Linked DNA regions of Homo sapiens: region 2 is linked to region 1. A link is a contact called in ENCODE Hi-C data. All regions are on one chromosome and are shown on one strand. Each heading gives the region's core, a stretch centred on a gene start or an enhancer-like site at or near the end of the contact. The rest is flanking DNA. Distances are from core to core; before and after follow the strand shown.

What was found. A loop is a pair of places that touch in the nucleus more often than their neighbours do. Pooled maps may share reads with other maps.
Region 2: a loop to region 1 is called in a pooled map, with 15 times the contacts of the local background. The contact joins the promoter of PRC1 here to the promoter of AEN in region 1. A Hi-C loop is called at or near these places in 3 of 37 single-sample maps with no recorded cell type and 6 of 50 pooled maps.

What each region holds. Positions count from the first base shown.
Region 1 is chr15:88,616,181-88,624,112 of GRCh38, reverse strand. AEN (apoptosis enhancing nuclease) reads right to left here and starts at 2,773. Exons shown (of 4, transcript NM_022767.4): 1 at 2,731-2,773. RefSeq lists enhancers at 43-1,242, 2,729-2,888, 2,218-2,891, 2,892-3,565 and a silencer at 2,519-2,708.
Region 2 is chr15:90,991,481-90,998,371 of GRCh38, reverse strand. PRC1 (protein regulator of cytokinesis 1) reads left to right here and starts at 3,837. Exons shown (of 15, transcript NM_003981.4): 1 at 3,837-3,965. The coding sequence starts at 3,955. It overlaps LOC124903556 (a long non-coding RNA gene), which reads right to left and starts at 3,593. Exons shown (of 2, transcript XR_007064759.1): 1 at 3,437-3,593; 2 at 747-1,029. RefSeq lists enhancers at 2,797-3,663, 3,664-4,531 and a silencer at 4,081-4,300.

The DNA.
Region 1 (7,932 bases), core at 1,524-4,023:
TTAAGGGCTGAAGCAGAGGTGCTAGGGAGGCAAAACAGGCTGGAGGACAATTCTCTGGAGGCTTCCTGGAAGAGGCTACATCTGTGTGCATGTACAACAGTAACCTTCCAGGTAGAAGGGAGAAGAATCAGTGGCCATGTTAGGGGCAAAGGCCTTAAAAAGGACTAACCCAGGGTGGAGGAAGAGGGCCCACCAGCAGCCTCAAGTCACTGGGGTGTAGAGCATAAGGCGGGTCATGCTGGAGGCACTGCTCCTCGCTCCTCTCTCCTTTGCACCATTTCATCTTCTGTTTCCTACTCTGGTGGCCCTTCCACAAGCCACCCCTACCGCAATCTGGTGTCCCCTGAATTGGTCTCTACTGGCCAAGTGAGTGGGGGAGCCCCAGAGGCACCTATGGAGGTCACTGAAATATCCCACAGTAGCCCTGACTCAGGACACTAAGTCTAGCTGGGGAGCAAAGAAATTCATCCCTCTGTGCTGAGCTCTTATAGCACAATTTGAGAATTATTACACCCTTCAAAGTCCATTGGTACACACAGTCTACCTCAGAGCTGTAAGAAGGCAGGTTAGAGCCTTGATTGTACCTTCCCCAACAGCCAGCCTAGAAGCTAGCATGTGGCAGGTCCTCTTCAGAAGGGTGTAGAAAGAGGTCTGGAGAAGATGAAAACCTGAGCAGTAGCAGCAGAGATTAAGAGAAATGGGAAGGGGATGGGAGGTGAGGTGAAATGCCAGGTTTGATGATGCCAGCATTTGCATAAAGAATCCCCACACTCTAGGGCAGGGCACCGCATCCTGACTTGACTCATCCAGACCTGACCCATCCTGACTCATCCACCCTGCTTGCTCATCCCATCCTTTCCAGGAGAAAAGGTCTCTCTTTTAAAAAGGTCTTAACTGTAACCAACTTCCTCATATTGACAGTCACATCTTAGAACTGACAAATTCAGAACCTTAATCTGCCTCAGCCCAGCAATGGGAGAAAAAAGCCTAAGAAGCCCAATGCCCACCCTGCTAATAACTAATTTGGGAAAGGGGGCTGGCGGATAGTCCCCTCCTTTCTCTGTGAGGGGCTGAGGCTAGGAGTAGGGTGGGTGGCTTTCCTGATCCTACTGGCAAGGTTTTAAAGAAGCCAGAAATTAAGTTATCTGAGAAAAGGTCTCTGTAGCCTCCTATTTCAAGAGAGGAAAGTAGTCCTTTTCCAAACACCCTGACCTTGCTTAAGAGAAGAGAGAAAGAGACCTCCCCCTCATATTGTTCTGTATTATTTTATACTCAGTACCTGTTTTAAGAAGAAACAAGGAAGCAAAACCAAAGGCAGGCAGCCCGGCGCCACGCACCAGACCCAAAACCAGACCCAAAACCAGGCCTGGGCCTGCCTGACCTTAGCCTGATAGTTAAAATTAAACCCATGACCTAGCAACCGATGTTATCCATAGATTTCAGACATTGTATAGAAGGACACTGTGAAATCTCTTGTTCTGTTCTGTTCTGTTTCACTCTGACTACCGGTGCATGCAGTCCCTGTCACATACCCCCTAGATTGCTCAATCAATCATGGCCCTTTCTTGTAAAATCTTTAGTGTTGTGAGTCCTTAAAAGGGACAGAAACTGTGCACTCAACAAGCTCGGATTTTGAGATGCTAGTCTGCCGATGCTTCCAGCTGATTAAAAGCCAATTCCTTCACTACCTCTGTGGGGTTTTGTCCGCGGCTCCTCCTGCTACATGCTGACACGTCAAAACCAACAGTCATCAAGGACACACCTCTTTGGGGACCCAAATGTAGCTCAGTGAAGCTGGAGAGAAGTTCCGCTCAGATAAAACAACCCTTTCAACAAGGACAAACACAAGCCTTTCTCTAGCCTGGACCCAGCGCTCTGGGGGTCAGACACCCGGCCTTCAGGCAGGGAGGGGGTCTGGCCTAAAGAAAGGGTCCCAGCTGCAGAGTCAATGGAGCAAAGGCCCCAAAGGAACCAAGAAGTCAGAATCCTCGGTGGCATGAGAGCCACCAACCTGCTGGCTGATCAAGAGGGCAGAGGGCAGTTCTAGACCCTCCTCTGGCACTAAGTAGCTAGATGATCTGGGGCAAGTCACGTCTCTTCACCATCAACCGAGGGCTGTGAATTAGATAAGGGCTTCCCAAATGTAGTTAATTACCATATGACATCTGATGAAAGGCTGATTTTCAGGCCCACTCCCACACCGTCCTAATTGCTATTTTGGGGAAAGGGGCCTGAGAATCTAGATTTTTAAAAAGAGCGCGGACGACCCCTACCCTCAAGCCACAATTCTGATAATCGCCCAAACCTGAAAAAACCTGGCTCGATAAGGTCCCCTGTGCTGCTAAAAAGTCCACGGAACAACGACAACAACTAAAGTCTGCTATCCTGGCACGACCTCCCCGCCGGCTGGCGTTCTCCCAGGCGTGACGCGTGGGAGGCCTGATCTCACCGGGAAGGACTCGGGCGTTGGTCACTTGCTGGCCGCGGCAGCTGGGCCGAGTCCCAACGACCAGCGCCGCCCCCTCTGGCCCTGGACCCCCGAGCAGAGCGAGGGCTGGAGACAGGCGGCGCCCGGCCTGCTTTTCTGCGGGCCGGTAGGGCAGGGTCAGCCCAGTTCAGGCGTCCCCGCCGCAGGCCGGGGCGGAAACAACGCGCGGGGACCTGCGACCCGGGACACGCGGCCTCAGCCCGCCCGACCCCGCCGCCCCGGTGCAGGGTCCTGGATCTCACCTGAAGCCCCGCGTGTCTCTTCCGGTCTGCACGTGGCGTCCGGAAAGCCGGCAGCTCCCACATGCCCGGGCAAGCCCGGCTCCGACTGCCCGCCTATTGGCTCGCTGGACGGCAGCGCCCGCCCAAGACCTCTTCTGATTGGTCGAGCCTGCCTGGCAGCGGGGAGGCGGGCGAGAGCAGAAGGGGAGGGACTCCTGAAGAGGGCGTAACTCGTGCTGCGAGCCGGCCATACTGGCGGGAAATTTTAAAGAGAAGGGAAGGGAGACTGACCTCCTGTCGTCCCTGCCCGGTCCCATCAGTGTTCCCCGGCTCCAATCCACTCCTCTACCTGGGTCGGGATGTGGGCTCCTGTAAGCCTGGTACCACCAAAGGCCGAATGACTTACTGAGTACACCCACATCTGCAGATTGGGAACATCGGCCCTTACCTCCTCGGGTGTTCTGGGATTCAAGGAAATAATATACACAGTAGGCACTAAAGAGAGACTTTGAAAGTCAGGTTTCCTCCGTCAGCGCTGCTTTTTCATTTATTCTTTTGCAACACTTGACTCCTAAGTATTAAGTTCCTACGTGGGCTTGGCAGTGGGATGCACACAATAAACACATAAGCATCCTGAGTTGTTTATCTAACAGCAGGGAAACAGCAAGGTTAACAGAAAATTCAGTGCAACATGAGGCCGGGGCGCGGTGGCTCACGACTGTAATCCCAGCACTTTGGGAGGCCGAGGCAGGTGATCACCTGAAGTCAGGAGTTTGAGACCAGCCTGACCAACATGAAACCCCATCTCTCCAAAAATACAAAAATTAGCCGGGCGTTGACGGGAGCCTGTAATCCCAGCTACTCGGGAGGCTGAGGCAGGAGAATCGCTTGAGCCCAGAAGGCGGAGGTTGCAGTGAGCCGAGATCGCGCCATTGCACTCCATCCAGCCTGGGCACCAAGAGCAAAACTCCGTCTCAAAAAAAAAGAAAGAAAGAAAGAAAGAAAATTCAGTGTAACATGAGTAATAACAAGAACAATAATAAACAGTTCACACGTATTATGTGAGCACGAATGATGTGCCAGGCAAAATACTCAGTTAATTTGTACAATGACCTTACTATTATTTCAGTTTTACAGTTAAGGAAATTGACACTTAAATTAAGGAGAAACACCTAGAATCCAAAGATCCTTACCTAAGCAGTCTGACTTCTCTTAGTTCACATTTTGCAAGCAGAAGTGATTTGGAAACGTACCTGTGATGAGAAATAAGCTAGGAGCTCTTTCTGATGGGAGTACAAATTTGAGGGAAGCAGGACAAGGGATGAGGTCACAAGAGAGATCAATCCTTTTACCCAGGCCCCTGAAGGCTTTGGGGAGGCAGAGGGATTTAAGCCATAGATAGTTTACCAGTGAATCTGCATTTGAAAAAACTTGTTCTGGCTGCAGCATAGAGAGGAATGGATGAGGACTGGAGAAAGGAGTGGGGGAGTGTTTGTGGAAATTTGGAAGATCATGATGTCCAGAGTGGTGTGGAGGATAAAGAGCTCCCCACCTAAGTAGCATTTGAAATGACAGATTCAAATGCTACTTAGGAGGCAGCGTTGATCAGAGAGCAGAGGGGAAGGGGTTATAGGACAGCGGTCTTCAGGCATGGGGACTGTGGGAGGTAAATCTGGGGCAAGGAGAGTTTTTTTTGTTTTGTTTGTTTTTGTTTTTGAGATGGAGTCTCACTCTGTCACCCAGGCTGGAATGCAGTGGCACAATCTCGGCTCACTGCAACATGTGCCTCCCGGGTTCAAGTAATTTTCCTGCCTCAGCCTCAGGAACAGCTGGGATTACAGGCACGTGCCACCATGCCCAGCTAATTTTTGTATTTTTAGTAGAGATGGGGTTTCACCATGTTGGTCAGGCTGGTCTCGAACTCCCGACCTCGTGATCCACCCACCTTGGCCTCTCAAAGTGCTGGGATTACAGGCGTGAGCCACCACACCCAACCAAGGAGAGTTTTAAGAGAGTCAATATCCAGATCCTCTGCTTCCATGGTGCTGGGCCTCAGAATATGCCTGGGGTCTTTGGGGTTCAGCTTCCCTCTCCTCATGTGTAACCAGCTGTCTCCCACTTTTCAAAGGCAATTCACACTGCACCTGTTCTAAATCTTGCTCTGCTGCATTACCTTGGGAAATAAAAGTCTCCAGGAGAAACAATAGGGCAATTCTAAATAATGTATTAATTATTGTTGAGGACGGGGCAAGAAATCCTTCTACAAGTCAGGTGGTTTCTCATTCTTTGCTTTCACCAAGATCCAAGGAGGATCTAATCATGTTGTTAGGTCATTAAAAACATTTTCTTGAGACCAAGGCTGGAGGACTGCTTGAGGCCAGGAGTTTGAGACCAGCATGGGCAACATAGCAAGATCCTGTCTTCACAAAAATAAATAAATGTGGAGGTGTGTGCCTACAGTCCCAACTACTGGGGAGGCTGAAGTGGGAGGATCCCTTGAGTCCAGGAGTTAGAGGTTACAGTGAGCTATGATTGAGCCACTGCACTCCAGCCTGGGTGACAGAGCCAGACAGACCCTGTCTCCAGTAAACAAATAAATGAATAAATAAATAAATACATGAGTATAGATAATTATCAGGAATTTAAAAGAAGTGGGAGAATTGCCAGACTAAAACCCTTCCCATTTCTCTATGGTTTTAATGTAAACAATGTTTATCAGGCTTACAACTATAAAATCAAAACAACAGACTCACCTCTGTCTCATTCTTACAAAAAGTGATACTCATCTCTGGACTCACAAATTTATGGAAAAATAACTGGCTCAATCCATCTCCTTCAAAGATATATTTTCCATGACATTTTAATGAAGATTAATTAACTTGTATGTTTAAAGATTCTCTCATATAATGAAATGCTATGCATGTATTTTAATCATATGTACTACTAATAATTACAACAACATTTCAATCTAGAAGGAAAAAAAATTAACCCTTAGAACCTCATGGTCACAGAAAATTTTTTAGAGTTAACAAGTTCAAATTTATCTGCATAATTGTGTGACAGAAATGTACAATAGGGTGCTTCATAAAATATTACCAAGCATGAAAATATATTATGCTTGGATAAAACTCCGTAGCAGAAGCTGAAGAAGAAAAAAAGAATGTTGCATATTATGTCAAATAAAAAAACAGACCCAGATTTGATAAAGAGAGATTTTATTTAAAAGGATGATTTTGGGGTGGGGTGAGGGTGGTAAGACTCTGTAAACAGGGAGAACACTCAGGCCATAAATCTACAAACTCTCAAGGGGTAGGCAAAAAGGGATTTTCTTTTATAGGAAGGAGTAAACCAGTCTAGAAAGAACCTGGTGTAGGTAAGTGGGATGAACGAGAGTGACAGGGTGGGGCAGTAGATCAGAGATTGCTTTATCCTGAGGCCAGCCTGTTCTCAAGGGGGCTGTTACAGAGGGATTTCATGCTGGTTTAGGCTGAGGGTGGGCCAAAATTCAGAGGCCTTGGGGAAGGACAAAAGCTTAACCAAAGTTTCATTAATGAGCATTTTTTTCCAGCTGATCAATGGGCCAAGCATTTCAGCTAGTCACTTATGAGGCAAATGGGAATTGGGGCTATCTGTATCCGGTCTAGTAACAGGGTATAGTGGGGAATCGCCATAGAGGGGAATCCATGAGTTTTATCTCAGTCATTGCAGTGAGCCATTTCCAGAACCCGAGAGACGGGGTTGAGGTGGGGTTAGGGGGTAAGGGGTTAATCATTGCTGTTCTCTAGGAGCACAGTGCTTAGGTAAAACTCAACATTGTCATAAATAGTTTTTTCATGTACTTTAAAAATGAAGGCCGGGCGCTGTGGCTCACGCCTGTAATTCCAACACTTTGGGAGGCCAAGGCGGGTGAATCACCTGAGGTCTCAAGTTTGAGACCAGCCTGGCCAACATGGTGAAATCCTGTCTCTACTAAAACACAAAAATTACCTAGGTATGGTCGTGGGCACCTATAATCCCAGCTACTCAGGAGGCTGAGGCATGAGAATCTCCTGCACCCCGGAGATAGAGGTTGCAGCGAGCCAAGATTGCACCACTGCCCTCCAGCCTGGGCAACAGTGCAAGACTCTGTCTCAATAAATAAATAAAGAAGCTAGGCAAGGTGGCACATGCCTGTAGTCCCAGCTACTTTGGAGGCTGAGGTGGGAGGATCACTTGAGAAGGGCAGGAGTTTGAGACCACAGTGCACTATGATTGTGTTACCCTCCAGCCTGGGCAACATAGTGAGACCCCACCTCTACAAAAAATAAATAAATGAAAATGAATAATATTTGTATCAAATCATTATGATATTTAGACTCCATTGCGTTCATTTAATGACGTCTTTTTAAGATGTCCATATTAACAGATGCTCTGTGACTTAACAATGAGGCCATGTCCGGATAAACCCACTATAATTCACAAGTTGAAAATGCACTTAATACATCTAACCTACCAAACGTCTATAGCTTAGCCTGACATACCTTAGATGTACTTACAACATTTACATTGGCCTACAGTTGGGCAAAATCATCTAACACAAATGTTATAATAAAGTACTGAACATGTCACATAATTTATTCACGACTGTACTGAAAATAAAAAACAGAATGTATGGACACTTGAAGTAAGGTTTCTACTAAATGTGTATTGCTTTTGCACTATTGTAAAGTTGAAAAATGTTAAATTGAGCCATTGTAGGTCAGGGACCATCTATACTTACATTTATCATAAAAAAATTGCTAAGTAAAAAAACTTGATGTCCCAGGTATTCAGTAAGGGTGGTCTCACACTGTCATCTTGACTGTGGATGGTAATACCCATACCCCTTCTTTCTTAGGGAAACCACTAAACTCACCCTCCAACTTCTGCTAGCTGTGTGACTTTTGGCAAGGCTCTTGACCTTGCTGAACCAAGTCAGCCCTTCCCTTCTACCCAGAGGCTGCCCCTGGATTGAATAAAAATATTCCCTCCTAGGCCAGGTGCGGTGGCTCACGCCTGTAATCCCAACACTTTGGGAAGCAGAGGCTGGTGGATCACAAGTTCAGAAGTTGAAGACCACCCTGACCAACACGGTGAAACTCCATCTCTACTAAAAATACAAAAATTAGACGGGCATGGTGACACTTGCCTGTAATCCTAGCTACTCAGAAGGCTGAGGAAGGAGAATCATTTGAACCCGGGAGG
Region 2 (6,891 bases), core at 2,588-5,087, 2.4 Mb before region 1:
GTTTCTTATTGCAGAATGAAAGATTGTGTGCCATTAGAGCCATTTCAGGCATCAGCAAACAGTGCTCCTATAAATGTGCCAGCACCCTCCTCATTACTGATGCTAGTAGCCTTTCTCTCTCTCTTTACCTTTTAAAAATGATGAAATATAGGCCAGGTGCTGTGGCTCATGCCTGTAATCACTGCACTTTTGGAGGCCGAGGCAAGAGGAACGCTTGAACCCCGGAGTTTGAGACCAGCCTGGATAACATGGGAAGACCCCGTCTCTACAAAAAATAAAAAAATTAGCCGAGGGTGGTGGCACACACCTGTATTCCTAGCTACTGGGGAGGCTGAGGTGGGAGGATCCTTTGAGCCCAGGAGGTCGAGGCTGCAGTAAGCTGTGACCTTGTCTCAAAAAAAAAAAAAAAAAGAAGGAATTACAACCACCTATATTAGTGGCCTCTTTTCAGGCCTCTTCCAACTTGATCTCACTGATGACTATGCTTTCCTTGAAATTGTCTTATTCAGCTTCCATAATACCCTTTCTTTGTCCTCCCACAGTCTCTTAGGTTGTTCTTTGATTACTCCTCTCTGCTCATCCCATTTGCTGACATCTCCCCTCTCTCTGTCCTTTGTTGTCATCCACTTCCAGATCTCAAGCCTTCATCTCACTCCTTAGCGCCACACAAGTATTTCCTACCTGGTCATTCCACAGGCACTTCAAACTCAGCATGTACAAAATAAACTCATGAGTGGAAGCTCCTGTCCCTACTTGAATCCTTTAATCTGCTCTTCTTCCTGTATTCCCAAACTTTGTTCAAATGAGCAAAAAATTGTATTCTTGACCTCAGATTTTTTCTTTCTATGCCCCACCTTCAGCTGGTTCCCTTGTGCTATTGGTTCTTATTTCTAAATGTCTCTAGTTCATCTTCTCCTCACCATCCCTACGACAGAGGTCTTTATTGTCTCTTGCCTGGGTTTTTGCAAGAGTGTGCCTCCCAGCTGCTCATTCTTCCATCTGTTCCCCATTCCACAGTGCTGCCACTTACTAAAAGGAAGAAAGAAAATCAAAACCTGAGTTACTGGATCATCAAAAGTATTCTTCCTATAGAATAATGATCATTCTGGGCCCCGCACGGTGGCTCACACCTGTAATCCTAGCACTTTGGGAGGCCGAGGCAGGCAAATCACTTGAGGTCAGGAGTTTGAGACCAGCTTGGCCAGCATGGTGAAACTCTGTCTCTACTAAAATATAAAAATTAGCCAGCTGTGGAGGCGCGCACCTGTAGTCCCAGCTACTCATGAGGCTGAGGTGGGAGAATCGCTTGAACCCAGGAGGCAGAGGCTGCAGTGAACCGAGATCATGCCACTGGACTCCAGCCTGGGCAACAGAGCAAGACTCTGTCTCAAAAAATAAATAAATAAATAAGAATAATGATAATTCTGTATAAGAATATATTCCAAGGAAAAGGCATTCCTCAAGCATCTAGCTAGAATTTTGAGTGTTATGTCAAGCTAGTGTGCAAGACCAAAGACACTGCCAACAGGGCTGTTAATTCACAGAAAGAATAGGTGGCATCAGAAAAAGATTAAACAGTGGCAAAACATTGCACTTCCATCCAGTAGAAATATATGACCCTGTAATAGGATTTTTTTTTTTTTTTTTTTTTTTTTTTGAGAAAGGGTCTTGCTTTGTCGTCTAGGCTGGAGTGCAGTGGCGTGACCATGCCTCACTGCAGCCTTGACCTCCTGGGCTCAAGTGATCCTCCCACCTCAGCCTCCCAAGTAGCTGGAACTACAGGCTCATACCACCACACCTGGCTAATTTTTGTATTTTTTATAGAGACAGGGTTTTGCCACAGTGCCCAGGCTAAGGTCATATATTATAAACGCGTATTACACAGTGTTTTACATGCTGCGTTTATGCTCTGAATGGATATCTTTGCATCAGTTCTATGACTTTGTTAGCCTCAGCACCTCAGTGTAAAGGACAAGAGAGAAAAAATTGCCTTTTCTTTGGATACTTCATAATGCTGGTGCTAAGAACAAGTATGAAGATCACAAATTTGTGAAGCTTTCTGAAAAGCTCTCCTGTTAATTTAATCAACAAAGAATGCAAGTAAATTTTAAAAGTAGTGCTACCATCTACTCTATTAGTGGTGTCAATGTTAATCACAGAGTGCAAGGAAATTGAAAAAGTGGTGCCTGTCGCCCACTGTGTTGGTGCTGTGAATGTTTGGCATGCTGCTGACAAGTTAAAAAGAACATGGAAGCCGGGCGCGTTGGCTCACGCCTGTAATCCCAACACTTTGGGAGGCCGAGGCAGGCGGATCACCTGAGGTCAGGAGTTCAAGACCAGCCTGGCCAACATGGCAAAACCCCGTCTCTATTAAAAATACAAAAAAAAAAAGTATCCAGGCATGGTGGTGCGTGCCTGTAGTCCCAGCTACTCGGGAAGCTGAGGCACAAGAATTGCTTGAACCCAGGTAGCGGAGGTTGCAGTGAGCTGAGATTGGGCCACTGCACTACAGCCTGGGTGACAGAGCGAGACTCCGTCTCAATTAAAAAAAGTAAAAAGAACATTGAAAGCACTAATGAAGTTTTTCTGAAAATAAGAAAAATATGGTTCTGAAGGTGAAGCAAACAAGCATCCTTTACCTTTAGGGAAAAGGCATATGAAGAGGATTCACTTAAGTTACAGTTGGCCAATAAACACGAAAAATGTGCAATTTCAATTATAATCAAGTGCCAAACAAGGAAATGCCAGTATTATTATTTTACCTACAAAATGAGCAAAGATGTTTAGAAGTACAATAGAATTCAGCCCTGCTGAGGGTAACAAAAGGAGGGTACTTTTCCGGTGAGGCTTTGTGCAGAAGGCAAATTAATAAAGGGAGCATTCAGTAATTACACCTCTAGGAATCAGCCGTACGAAAATGCAGGATGCATTTATAAATACATACATACACAAAGATTTATGTATGAAGATATTCAGCCCAGCCTTATCTTTTAAATTATCATCTAAATATCAATAGCAGAATGGGCGAGATATCTACACACCAGGATTCATGCCACCATGCCACCATGAATCACTGGGAAAAAACGGTGATATATAAGCATTTAGGGATGTAACATGTTCATCGAGGAAAGGAGGCTACAAAAGTAATGTCTATTTTGAGTTTTAAATTTTTCATGTAACGATTTAGAAACTCATCTAATTTGATAACGTGACTTAGGCAAATCATTCAAATCTTTTTGCGTTTCCTCTGCAATGGCGATTGTGGAGGTTAAATGGGATAACTGGCGTTGAAACGTTCCAGGCCCATGAGCAGGACTCAATGTTCCTTCCCTTCCCCTTTAGTGTATGGCTTCTTACATCTGGGGAAGAGTCCCACCAAAGATCGATTCCAAGCTTCGCTTCTTGGATGAGCGAGGGAAACTAGGCGCTAACTTACCTATTCACCCCCGCGCCCGTTCCCGGCAGCCGGGACTCAGGGAAGCCAGGTAGCCGCGGTGCTCTCAACTCCCTCCCCGCCCGCGCACTTCGAATCCAAACTGCGCGGGGCGAGGCGGGGCGGCGCTCCGATGAGGTAGCTGGCTTGGGAGAGGAGTCCCTTGAGGCTGCCGCCAAGCCAGGGAAGCGGGAGGCGCAGGCCACGCCCGGCCACTCACAGACAGTGACGTCATCCCCCGCCGCCACTCCGGCGCTTCCCAGGCCCTGCTCGCGAGTCCCCACCCCGATTGCGCACCCGCGACTTCAGCCCGAGGGGCGGGGATTTTCTTGGAGCGACGGGACGCGACGCCAATCGCGACGAGGCTTCGCCCCGTGGCGCGGTTTGAAATTTTGCGGGGCTCAACGGCTCGCGGAGCGGCTACGCGGAGTGACATCGCCGGTGTTTGCGGGTGGTTGTTGCTCTCGGGGCCGTGTGGAGTAGGTCTGGACCTGGACTCACGGCTGCTTGGAGCGTCCGCCATGAGGAGAAGGTGCGGGTTGCGGGGAAATCGAGGGGACGCGGGAGGGAGCGACGCTCGTTTCGGCTGCGGGGCCTGTTCAGGGGTGCGGGACCCGTGCGGGGTCCCGGGCCTAGATCGTCACGGCAGTCGGCGCCGAGGGAGGCCGGGGGCGCTGAGGGGCAGGGTCTGGAGGCGGCGAGCCAGTGCGAGGGCCGCGGCGGTGAGACCTGACGCGCTGTCCGCCGGCGGCCGCAGGTGCCCGCAGGCTCAGACGCCCGGGTGGGAGCCGAGCGCCGGTGCCCGGACGCGGCAGGGTAGTCGAGGCCCGGGGCCCGGGGCGGCCTCCACCCAGGCGGTCAGCGCTGGCGCTCGGACCCCACCCTCCCCGCCCGCAGCGTCTCAGGTGCCGCTGCTTGGCGCAGATGACTCGTTGTAAACCTTCTGTGGTCGTGGCTTTTCTTTAAAGCTGTTAAGTTTATTTATCGTTGTTTTTCTTTGTTTTATTCTTTTTTTTTATTTTTGTGGAAACGCGGTCTATGTTGGCCAGGCTGGTCTCGAACTCCTGGCTTCAAGTAATCCTGCCACCTCGGCCTCCCAAAGTGTTGGGATTACAGGCGTGAGCCACCGTGCCCGGCCCGTTGTTTTTCTTTATATCTGGCCAGCGGTGTTAACGTTTTGTTTGAATTGGAAAGATAGCTTTGTTTCTTTGCAAGTTAAGAAACGGATTATGGAATTCTTTTCCGGTCGTTTTAATAACTTCCTAGGCGGTGTTGGGGAGGGACTGTCCGACTTGAAATCGGGACCAGACGGTGACACTGCCACTTACCAACCTTGTGACTTCCAAATATTAACTTTATTTTCTAAAAGTTGTGGATGCAGTTTTCTGATGATACAGCGTTAAATAATGTGTAGTTTTTGGTGGAACTGATTGTTCTAAGGCTTTGTAAGATTCTTCATTTCATGATCACTAATTCTGATCAGTCTTTTTAAAATGCTTGCCCTCAGAATAATGAGAATTGAGTGCCAACATGGTAAAACCTTGTCTTAACTAAAAATACAAAAATTATCTGGCCCTGGTGGCGCGCCTGTACCCCCAGCTTTTCAGGAGGCTGAGGCAGGAGAATCGCTTCAGCCTAGGAGGCAGAGGTTGCATGAGCCGACATCTCGACACTGCACTCCAGCCTAGGCGACAGAGTGAGACTACGTCTCAAAAAAAAAAAAAAAAGTCCATTAACAGTTTATGAATTATGTAGGCATCTCCTCTATCAAGGGATTGAATGAAGCAGGAGAAAACTTACCCTTTAATGTTGGTTCCAGGCTAATGGATATAATTAACTTTTTTTTTTTTTTTTTTTTTTTTTTTTTTGAGACGGGGTCTCACTCTGTCGCCCAGGCTGGAGTGTAGTGGCGAGATTGCTCACTGCAGCTTTGACCTCTGAGGCTCAAACGAAACTCTGGCCAGAATTAATTATGGTTATCGATCCCCGAAACAGGTTGAACTGGAGATCAACAAAGCTCCTTCTCTGGAATGCTAAGAAAAAATAGGGCAGTGGATCAGTGAAGGCTGCCTGAAGGTAGAAAATAATTTAAGGACCACTGTGAGATACCTTCCAGTCCAGTGATTTATGTTCAAGACTGGAAAAACTGACTCATTTTACAACCTTTTTGTCCTTGAGTGGTAGTCTTTGTATGCACTCTTGATTTTTTTCAGTGAATCTAAAAAAAAAACTCAGACTTGCTGCTTTTAGGGGATTATCTGAAACAATTTAGCCAGGGAGTATTTAAGTGTATCATGATAATTGTTCATAATGATTGCTCTGAAGCATCTTAAGATCATACAACTTTTTTGAAATGTCACGTTATTCATTCAAAAAGACTTCTTGGGCCTGGCACAGTGGCTCACACCTGTAATCCCAGCACTTTGGGAGGCCAAGGTGGGAGGATGACTTGAGCCCAGGAGTTCAAGACCAGCCTGGGCAACATAGCAAGACCCTGTCTCTATTTAAAAAATAATAATTTATACTAAAAAAGAAAAGAAAAATACTTCTTGAATGTTTGTTATATACAAGGAACCATTGCAAGTGTTGGGGATATAGCAGTGAGCAAAAGTGACATCCCTGCCCTCACAGAGTTTATATTCTAATAGCAAAAGAGGAGTGTAATAAATAAGTTAGTCTTAAATGGTGGTAAGTGCTATGTAGAGAAATCAAGAGGTTAAGAAGTACTGAAGGTGTAGGAAGGGGGGTTGTGGTTTTAAAGAGATGGGTCAGGAAAGGCCTCCCTGAGAAGGTGATCTCTGAGCAAAGACCTAAGAAGGAAAAGGGTGAAGCCATGCAGCATGGGGGAAAAGAGATCTAGGTAGAGGAATCAGCAAATCCAAGTGCCCTAAGGGGAGATAGCGCCTGGTATGTTCCAGAAAGAGCAAGGAGGTCGCTGTGACAGGAATAGAATGAGCACTGAGGTCAAAAGAAATGGCTTTCAGATGGAATGGGGCTCCATAGGTCTTTGGAAAGTCAGAGGCTTTTCCTTAGAGTGAGATGGCAAGTCGTTGGAGGGTTCTGAGTAGAAGATTAGGACTTGGGGCTCCTGTGTTGACAATGGACTTAAGGAGGCCAGCTTCGAAGCCGGGAGACCAGTTAAGAGGCCCCTGCCATACAGCAAGAAGTTGGTGGTGGTGACCTGGACCAGGGTGGGGGTGGTAGTGGTAGCAGCAGAGGTCAGGAGGAGTGAGATTCTGCCTGTCTTGTGTAGATAATGCTAATGGCGGGCATATAAGAAAGAAGTGTCAAGGATGATACAAGATTTAAGTTTAAAAAAAAAATTAAGTTCAGTACAATTTGAATGTTAGGAAGAGTGAGAAATGTTAGTTTTTAATTTGAAAATGATCCTCTTACAGGAAGTGTCTCTAACTAGAATAATAATAATGGGTGTTTGGTAATTCCAAACACCCATTTCC